Regions from separate parts of the Homo sapiens genome. Here region 2 is linked to region 1. The links are chromatin loops, found by intact Hi-C in ENCODE. Cell type or tissue: dorsolateral prefrontal cortex. All regions are shown on one strand.

Region 1 (5,000 bases):
TAGTTTGGATGTTTATCACCTCCAAATCTCATGTTGAAATGTGATCCTCAGTGTTTCAGGTAGGGCCTGATGGGAGGTGTTTGGGTCAAGGGAGCGGATCCCTCATGAATGGCTTAGTGCCATCCCCGTGGTAATGAGTGACTTCTTGCTCCGAGTTCACATGAGAGCTAGTTGTTTAAAGAAGCTGGCACCTGCCCTTTCTCTCTCCCGCTCCTGTTCTTGCCATGTGACTTGCCTGTTCTCCCTTTGCCTTCTGCCGTGATTGGAAGCTTCCTGAGGCCCTCACCAGAAATAGATGCAGGCGCTATGCTTTGTATATAGTCTGCAAAGCTATGAGCCAAAATAAACCTCTTTTCTTTATAAATTACCCATTCTCAGGTATTCCTTTATAGCAGTGTGAATGGACTAACACAGAGCTACACCTCTCAGCTTCCCTTGCAGACATTGCTAGTACTCTGCATTAGAATGTGAGTAGAAAAAACGTGGTGTATGTATATGTGTTTGCAAAAAATGGCCACAAGTTTTTCCCCTGCCTACATCGGTTACTTTCACCAAGACTGTGTAGCTCCTCCCATTAAGAGGAGGCATCTATGTCCACTTCCTGAATCTGGGCCGGTCTTGTCGTTTGTTTTGACCAATGTAATGGTATGAGCATGACACAAGCAGAGACCTGAAAAGTACTTGAGCACTGGGGCTCCCCCTGCCACTCTGGGAGCCTGTCTGCCCTGTTGTGAACAAACCCGGGCTAGCCTGTTGGAGGATGAGAGCCCATGTGGAGAGAGGCCCCATCATCTGAGCTATCCTATGCTAGCAGGTAAGGCCACCCTATAGTAGCCAGCCCAGCTGATCCAACAGCTGTACTTATGGCTGCAGAGGCATGAGCACCGTAGCCCAAACCAGAACAGCCCAGCTGTGTCAGGCCAGCTTGCCTACTTGCATTTTAAGCCACTACATGTGAGGATTACTTGTTACACAGCAATGCTGACTGATACAGTGTGCTACTTCTTGGAGAAACTTTTTAAGAACCACGTATTTCTTCACTGTGTTCTCTTTTTACTGTCCTATAGTCATTCCTGAAATAACCCATAGTTCCCAGCCAGTGGGACATCTCATTTTGCAACCAGGCAACAGTGCCAAAATACACTCATCCAGGCTCCTCTTTGGCAAGCGCTGGGGACTGAAAATCAGTGCCCTGGCCTCAAGGAGCTCACCTGCCAGCAAAGACAGACACATGTAAACAACACAATCAAATTACTACTTATTTTTATTACTAATAGATACATTGATTTCAGGTGCTGATCAGTGCAATGAAAATACAGCTGGAAGCTTGTTATGCCTTAAGGAAGTGAGCTTTTGGGAATCAGTTCACGGAGCCACTCCACGCTTTCTTTTTACATTGAAGGAAGAGAGGCCCACACAGAAGTCCCAAAACAGCAGCTCGTGTTTTGCACGGAATCCCATGAATTTCTGTCAGATCATGTCTCATAGAGCATTACTAAAACCAGGACAGAAAGACGCAGAACACTTCCGGGAGTCAGGCAGAGCAGACTGGGATTAGGATTCAGATGTGAACAGAAAGCAGCTGCAAGCTGATGTGGCTCAGCTCAATGCCCAGGTGGGCAGTGGGGGCAGGTGTTGGTGGGGAAGTGAGTTAGAGATGGCCCAGCTCAGCACTGCTGTGTTCTGCAGAGAGTTCAGAGTCCCCTCCCGTGCTTGTCAGAGAGCAGAAGCTTGCTGTCTCCCTGCGGGATTGTGGGATTTGGAGAACAGCCACCCCCATGAATCTCAGGTACAGGATGGTTTAAGAAGCACTGAGGCCAGACACAGTGGCTCTTGCCTGTAATCCTAGCGCTTTGGGAGGCTGAGGTGCAAGGATTGATTTAGCCCAGGGTTTCAAAACCAGCCTGGGCAACATAGTGAGACCCCCCATCAGTACAGAAAATAAAAAATTAGCCAGGCATGGTGGCACACGTCTGTAGTCCCCATTTCAGGAGGCTGAGCGATACAAAAAGTAGAAAATTAGCCAGGCGTGGCAGCACAGGCCTGTAGCCCCAGCTGCTTGGGAGGCTGAAGAGGGAGGATTGCTTGAGCTCAGGAGATCCAGGCTGCAGTGAGCTCTGATCACACCACCGCACTCCAGCCTGGGTGACAGAGTGAGACCCTGACTCCAAAAAAAAAAAAAAAAAAAAAAAGAGAAAAACCACTGAAACAGATAGACGAACAGTCTCTTAGCCTCTCAGCAAGAGGAAGCCAGGGAGTACAAACTTCTTAATCCTAAGGAAAAGAAAATGCTACTTAAACTAAATATCAAGAAGAGACAAATTCCCCTGTGCTTAAGAACACGACTTGGAAATGTTCTCTTTTTACCCAGCGTCATAAACAGAATGTGGGCTGGTGATGTGGCCATGTAGATCAGCCTCTCAAAGAATGAATTGTTTTCTTTCTCTTTTTTTTCCTTGTTTTTCACTTCTAAAATACTATGTTTCCTCTTTTGGTTAAATGACAGACTTGCTTTTAAGAAGAGCAGTCAAGGATGTAAAAATAGTGATTTCAAAGAAAGCTGGGAGAGAATCATCATTTACGTGTTTTTGTTTTTTCAATTTGGGAATAAACTCCCAGTGTGGGTGGGGAGTGTCTGGAGCCTGAGAGGGAACCTGGGTGTCTTCGGGAGCCAGTGCAGGGGCTGGTACTTTATTTTATGGGGACCTGTGGCCTGAGATGCGTTTTAGAGGTAACAGTGCCCCCTTCTGGTGCAAATGAATAAAGAGTTGAGGTTTCTGTAAGTATAATTTAGATATCCCCGTGGCAGAGTGGAGCTTTTAAACTCATTGTCTCTGGGGCAGAAATTATGCCTTGGCTGTTCCTCCCTCCAACCCCAGGGAGCCCCCCTGGGTCTCCTTTGAGGCATGCTCCTCTCTGAGGCATATGTGACCACACACACACACACACACACACGCGCGCGCACGCACGCAGCTCAGGGACCTGCAGAATTGCCAGAGATCATTGCAGTGAGTCAGGATTCCTCTGTCTTGACTTGGATCTTCATTCTTCAGCTTGAGCATATCCATGAGATTTTTTTTTAATCTGCAGAAAGCCAGAGTGCTCTGTGGAATCAAGCTGCCTGTGAAAGTGTTTCTTTTCTTTTCTTTTGCCTAAAACAAATTCCAACTAGCTGTCTTGTTTTAGGTAAGTTCCAACTAGCTGACTTCCATCTGGTCAGCTAGTTGTACAGTCATATGTGTACACATCCAGGGGCAGAAACATCTAGGATGTTGGTCCCTGGATGTGCGGGTCCCTGGATATATGTACACATGACCGTCTCTTTTGATGTATGTCAGGATGTGATCAGAATTAACACTTAAACCCCCACGGTCAGTACCACACCCCTTTCTCTGCCCCACTCCAGTCCCCTCAGGGGGTGCAGTTACACTTCCACTCCTGTCCTAGTGAATTCTCCTTGGCCTGGTGACCTGGGAGGGCCTCATTGGAGAACAAGAATATTGGACACTATCATGATCAACACTAGGGGAGAAGGGCCCAGACTCCAGAGCCAGTCAGCCTGGGTTCAAATCCTGTGCCTGAGGCCGGGCGCGGTGGGTCGTGCCTGTGATCCCAACCTTTTGGGAGGCCGAGGCCAGCGCAACACCTGAGGTCAGGAGTTCGAGATCAGCCTGGCCAACATGGTGAAACTCCATCTCTGCTAAAAATACAAAAATTAGCCAGGCATGGTGGCATGTGCCTTTATTCAGGAGGCTGAGGCATGAGAATTGCCTGAACCTGGGAGGCGGAGGTTGCAGTGAGCTGAGATGGTGTCACTGCACTCCAGCCTAGGCGACAGAGTGAGAGTGTCTCAAAACAAAAACAAATCCTGTGTCTGCCATTTGCTGGCGTGTGACCTTGGGCTGTTGATTTAACCTGTTTGGGATTCAATTTTCTCACATAGGGATGATGATCACAATATGTAATTCCTGGGATTTGTGTGACACACAGATGAGTTCCTCTATGCCACGTATTTAGAGCAGCGCTCAGCATAAAGGACTTCATGCACATTAACCATTATTCTAGCTTCTTGGCTTAAGGTATGAAGTTGCCAGATCTTCTCAGCTGTATGATTTCCTCAAGTCAAATCCTGGTTCCCATTGCCTTGAGAAGAGAGGGTGCCTCAGATCCCAGAAAAATCTGTAGGAGTTGGAGTGATCTAACGACAGCAAGGAGAGTGAATTTGGGGCATCACCCAGTTCTCCTTATAATCTTCAGGCCAGTCCTGCTCACTGCTGTCTGACTTTGTAGCCTGATTTTTCCAGATGAAGCTGCTCTTGTTGACCCAGGTCTCCCCCTTCTTCTTTAAGGTATATTGTATCTGTGGGATACAGACATAGTGCAGGACTGAGGCCATGCATTCTCCTTCCTAAGAGCTTCTTACTCCGGGTCTGTGGGTAGATTCCAGGGATTCTCAGACTCTCTCAGAAGTTGTATACAAAATTCTCTGGGCGGCCCGGCACAGTGGCTCACGCCTGTAATCCCAGCACTGTGGGAGGCTGAGGCAGGCGGATCACAAGTCAGGAGTTCGAGACCATCCTGGCCCATATGGTGAAACCCCATCTCTACTAAAAATACAAAATTAGCCGGGCGGGTGCTAATATTTGCTAATATTGGTGGCAGGTGCCTGTATTCCCAGCTATTCGGGAGGCTGAGGCAGGAGAATCGCGCTTGAACCCAGTGAGCCAAGATTGCACCACTGCACTCCAGCCTGGGCAACAGAGCGAGACTGTCTCAAAAAAAGAATTCTTTGTGCATTATATGTATGTTTTTGTAGCTCTACTCCACCGAGTTCAGCCCTTTTTATTGGACAACTTTCCTAGAGGTTAGAGTGCGTCTTTAGTACTTGTTGGGTGATGATGGGACAGAGAGGGGTGTGGAGGGGTTGAGGGATATAAGTTTGTAGCCACTTTCCAATTTTTCATCCTATCGTAGCTTCTCTTAGTAATCCAGAGTTAGCT
Region 2 (5,000 bases), 60 kb before region 1:
CACCCAGACTGGAGTGCAATGGCACAATCTCGGCTCACTGCAACCTCTGCCTCCTGGGTTCAAGCAATTCTCCTGCCTCAGCTTCCTGAGTAGCTGGGATTACAGGCACGTGCCACCACCCCCGGCTAATTTTTGTATTTTTAGTAGAGATGGGGTTTCACCATGTTGGTCAGGCTGGTCTTGAGCTCTTGACCTCGTGATCTGCCCACCTCAGCCTCCCAAAGTGCTGGGATTACAGATTTGAGCCACCGTGCCCAGTCAGATTCTCTCTGTCTTCTAACTGAAGCATGGAAAACAAGCCAGGTCAACAAAATAACTTTATTTATTTCTAAACAAAGTTACTTTGGATAGGAAACTTGGAAACATTTCAAGTTTTCATCCCTGGTTGTACCATTTCACCAAGCTGATTTTAGGAAAAGGTGCACAAAGGTATCAAAATGTGAATTTTCTTGCTGAGAACAGTACGTGATGCTTCACAGTCTCTTAATTCCATCTGTTTCCCATGATAAAGTTCCAGCATTAGGTACTGGTGTTAGAAGGCCCTCCACATTATGACAGTGATTTTCCTGAAGGTCAGAAGGGGCAAATTTTAACTCTCCCACTTACTAGCAGTGCAATTTGAGACAATGATGTTTCTAAGTCTTAGTTTCCTATGTGTAAAATAGAGGTATGAATCCCTTACTTGCTTAATTCACAAACTTATTTCAAGCATCCAATGAAATAATAGATGGAAAATTTCATTGAAAATGAGAAAATGCTGCACATGCATTCTTATTACTTTTGTCATCATCATCATCATTCCTATTATCATTTTTGAAAGATGGACGTCTTACAAACTGACCGGTTATGTATGCTTTTGTATACTCAACTCCCTTGGCTAAAAACTCATCTAACTAGAATATTTTCATTGGATTTAACCACTCAGCCAGGCTGAATTCAAGAACCCCAGTGGGTTTTAAATCTGCTCACTACTGGCTAAATAACATGTTTGAAGAGAAAATAGCAAGCAATGATCAACATCTTATTCAGAGGCATAATAGCACTGCTGAAACTCCCCTTTCTCATCCCCTGTTATTATTAATGTGCTGCTATTACTTATTGTACATTGTGTCCCAGAGTGTGTGTGTTGCCCTTACATTGTATATATACATAAGTCCCACCCTCCAAAACCAGCCGTTATAAAGGAGAGAAAATCACAACTGATGCCATGTGGTAAAGGACTAGCGTCTCGAGCTCACTCACTGTGATCAGGCCTTTATTCCACCTGTCACATAATGAAATATTTCTTCCTTCTTGATTCAGAATGAACCAGCAGCTCGATTCTGTAAGGTCCTCTGCTGGGTATTTTCCTGTACATCATCCCATTTTCAGGCTGACAGAGCAATAGGTGGCCTTGTGTCTGCTTTTTTTTTTTTCTTTTTTTGTGACAGTTTCATTCTTGTTGCCTAGGCTGGAGTGCAGTGGTGCGATCTCGACTCACCGCAACCTCCGCCACCTGGGTTCAAGCGATTCTCCTGCCTCAGCCTCCCAAGTAACTGGGATTACAGGCATGCACCACCATGCCTGGCTAATTTTGTATTTGTAGTAGAGATGGGATTTCTCCGTGTTGGTCAGGGTGGTCTCAAACTCCCGAGCTCAGGTGATCTGCCCCCCTTGGCCTCCCAAAGTGTTGGAATTACAGGCGTGAGCCACTGCGCCCGGCCGCCTTGTGTCTGCTTTACAGATGCAAAACCTGAAATTCAGAGAAGGGAATTGCCACACTCCAGCTTGTATTGAAGACAGTGCTCGTGCCATCATTCCATGTTGCTTCCAGATCAAGGACGCTTAAATATTCCCAGGGGATTAAAAAATATGTATACTATGTAGGAACTCAGCAATTCTGTGCAAACAGAAAATAAAGTTACAGAGCTGTGCTATTAAGTTGGGTCTTGATCTTCCGCAGTTAGAATTAATTGATTGGCTCACTTCCCAATTGTTGTGTACCTCAGGCTTGATTGCACCTAAGAATCACTTGGTACTGTTGGTAACACAAAACAACACCACCAAAACAATGCTAGGGGCCACTCTGGATGACACTTTAGCATGGCTTGTGTTCCAAACCCAAACAAGCAGCAATGCCAGGCCCTACCACTAGATGTCATAGTTTAGTTTTTCTGGGGTAGGCCCAGTAGTGCGCCCATGTAATTCCAAAGTGTGGCCAGCCCTGGGCTGGGGCTGCAGCAGGTCTTTATCAGTGTCCTGAAGGAGGACATCCAGGCTCCACTTGGCTCCTGCTCAGGACCCTCCGTAATGTACAAATGCTAACCGTTAGTTTTAGAAGGCTGAGACTTTCCCTGGCACACTGTATTAGTCCGTTTTCATGGTGCTGATAAAGATATACCCAAGACTGGACAATTTACAAAAGAAAGAGATTTAACTGGACTTAAAATTCCGCGTGGCTGGGGATGCCTCACAATCATGGTGGAAGGCAAGGAGGAGCAAGTCCCATCTTACATGGATGGCAGCAGGCAAAGAGAGAGCTTGTGCAGGGGAACTCCTCTTTTTAAAACCATCAGATCTCATGAGACTTACTCACTGTCACAAGAACAGCACGGGAAAGACTTGCCCCCATGATTCAATTACCTCCCACCAGGTCCCTCCCACAACACCTGGGAATTCAAGATGAGATTTGGGTGGGGACACAGCCAAACCATATCACACACTCTAAAGTACAGAAGTTAAAAATCCATTGTAACAATCTTCCTGGGTCTGGACATATGTTTCCAAGCTTCCCTTCCTGCTTTGTATTTTGGTGTTAACAGCTTTCTCAGTAGAGCGTTACTGGCCACTTGCAGTCCTTTAGAGATTGGAGAAACATTTGTTCTGAGAAGGTGTATGACTCTATTATAACTGCATTGGAATGTTTGTTTCTGCTAACAGTATGAGCTCAATCTAGTAGTCACCTTTGTCTTTCCTGATTTTACTTCCCATTTCTGAGTACAATTAATTTTGCTATGTTCTAAGAATGTTGGTAAGAATTTATATACAGATTTCACTGTGTAATAATCATGTGAGTATCATATTTGAATCCATTTCCAAAAACGATTAAGGTTTTTGGAAAGAGGCAAATCTGATTTTTAATCCCAGCTCCTATAATTCATTATAATTGGGTGATTTCCTTGATGTCTACATCACACACAGTAATAAAGGTTATTGGGTGAATTAAAAGATACTTGTAAATTGCTTTAGTATACTGTCTGTTACATAGTAAGCATTCAACAAATGCGATTGTTATTATAAACATAATAATATTTTCTCCCATTTAATGGTGATCTTCTAAGAAAGAGGAACATTTTTCATTTACTCCTCTTTCCTTAGTATCTAGTACAGAATTTGGCACACACAATGAGTGTTTAGATAAATGACTCACTTTCGGAATTAGGTGATTTTTTTAAAGGGGATTTAGAGCATTAGGAATTCCTTTGATCAGTAGCCAAATCCCCAAGTGGAAGTAAAGGCACAATGGAATTACCTTGTACCTTGTACCGTCTTCTATACTACTTTTTAAGGGTGACATTTTTCCCTTCTGCATTCTCATGTATGATAAATTCTAAATCTAGAAAGGTTAGACAGCCATCCTCACAATCTGGTTGCCTTGACAACCATCATATTAAACAGTAAAGGCCTGTTGTTGGCGGGGGGAGGTGAATGTCAATATTACCACGGTCTAAATCTTCTGAAGCAGGGCTTGAAGGTCAAGGTTAAAAGTATTCAAAATTGCAATAAGACCTTTGGTTAATGTTTGTTAGATGTATTACAAGAGCTGAGTGAAGCCATCATCTTTTCAGGGTGACCAGTGAAGAGATTCATTTTGGCTGTCAGCCAGAAGACATTTGGACTGCCATTGACAAGGTTTTCCTTTTACTACACCAAGAGACTTTTGCCTTCTATGTGTGGTGAAAGAAAACAGTTTTTAAACCAATCAGAAATTAATAAAGGGACAACTCTGGATCATCCTCCTCAACTGTCTTTGCCTGCTTGTAAGTTGCTGTCCGTGTGTTTAAACTCACCTGCAAGGTGTATCTCCGCAGCTAGTAACAGAGATTGTCACAGGCAAGGGTGTCACCTACAAAGTGCTAAAGAGCCCTCTGAAAATGAAAAGCAAAGTGCCTCATTAATGTAGAGCAGTGTGGGGCTTCTTTAATTGCAGCCTATGTGGCTGCCCTTTTTAGATGGCTCCATGGGAAGGCGGAGGTAAGAGTGGAAGAAGGTATGGTTGTGAGAGCGAGAGAAATTGCTCCCCAAATATCCAGATGAACTTGACAACAGAGAAGTGTGTTTTCTGATTCAGCTGCCTTCTGATTAAATTCAGAAAGGCAAGAAAGAACTGTTGGATTCAGCAGAGGCTAAGATCGGGGAGCAGGTTTTTGAGATGTGTATGCGTGTGCTTTTGCATACTTCTCTGTTTTGTGGCTATTTTAGTGTTGTAAGATCCTGGAGGGTGGTGTTTCTTAACCTCTTTTTAAATATTATCACTCCCCTCTCCTATGTGCCTTTTTATACTTTTTATTTCCCTGATTAAACCTCTAACATGAGATTTTAATACCAAACCATTGGAATATCTTATTTTTTTTTGATCCCCACAAGAACCAACTTTTGTGTCTGTTAAGAATGCATGCAGTAGAGTAAATTTATGGTAACAGAAACAAAATCTTTTTTTCCACTTGCGTTTAATAGCAGAGTGATTATCTCTCTTCTTAGCACTTTGAACAGGAATGAAATATAACTAAATACACCACGCATACATAGTCACCTATCTATATCTGTGGGTTCTGTATTCTTGGGTTCAACCCACCAAGACTTGACAGTATTCAGGGGAAAAGAATAGATGGGTTACACCTGAACTGAACATTTATGGATATTTATTTTCTTTTCAGTATGCTCTAAACAATACTGTATAACAGCCATTTACATAGTATTTACATTGCATTAGGTATTAATAAGCACTCTAGGGATGATTT

What was found. A loop is a pair of places that touch in the nucleus more often than their neighbours do. Peaks named below come from ENCODE experiments on the same cell type or tissue, not always from the same donor. Only the 100,000 strongest peaks of a DNase experiment are listed, where the experiment ranks them.
Region 2: a loop joins it to region 1, with 9 times the contacts of the local background. A loop is called at or near these places in 76 of 110 quality-filtered maps.

What each region holds. Positions count from the first base shown.
Region 1 is chr22:33,517,191-33,522,190 of GRCh38, reverse strand. All of the region lies in intron 6 of LARGE1 (LARGE xylosyl- and glucuronyltransferase 1), which reads left to right. Among named protein-coding and RNA genes, the nearest start is that of MIR4764, 83 kb to the right of the region's middle. In dorsolateral prefrontal cortex, CTCF peaks have their summits at 2,540 and 2,747 (motif pointing left); a DNase peak (open chromatin) is centred at 2,705; H3K4me3 peaks cover 418 bases; H3K27ac peaks cover 1,742 bases.
Region 2 is chr22:33,576,792-33,581,791 of GRCh38, reverse strand. All of the region lies in intron 5 of LARGE1 (LARGE xylosyl- and glucuronyltransferase 1), which reads left to right. All of the region lies in intron 1 of LOC105373007 (a long non-coding RNA gene), which reads right to left. Among named protein-coding and RNA genes, the nearest start is that of SNORA50B, 130 kb to the left of the region's middle. RefSeq lists a silencer at 2,061-2,130. In dorsolateral prefrontal cortex, CTCF peaks have their summits at 1,932 and 2,136 (motif pointing right); a DNase peak (open chromatin) is centred at 2,161.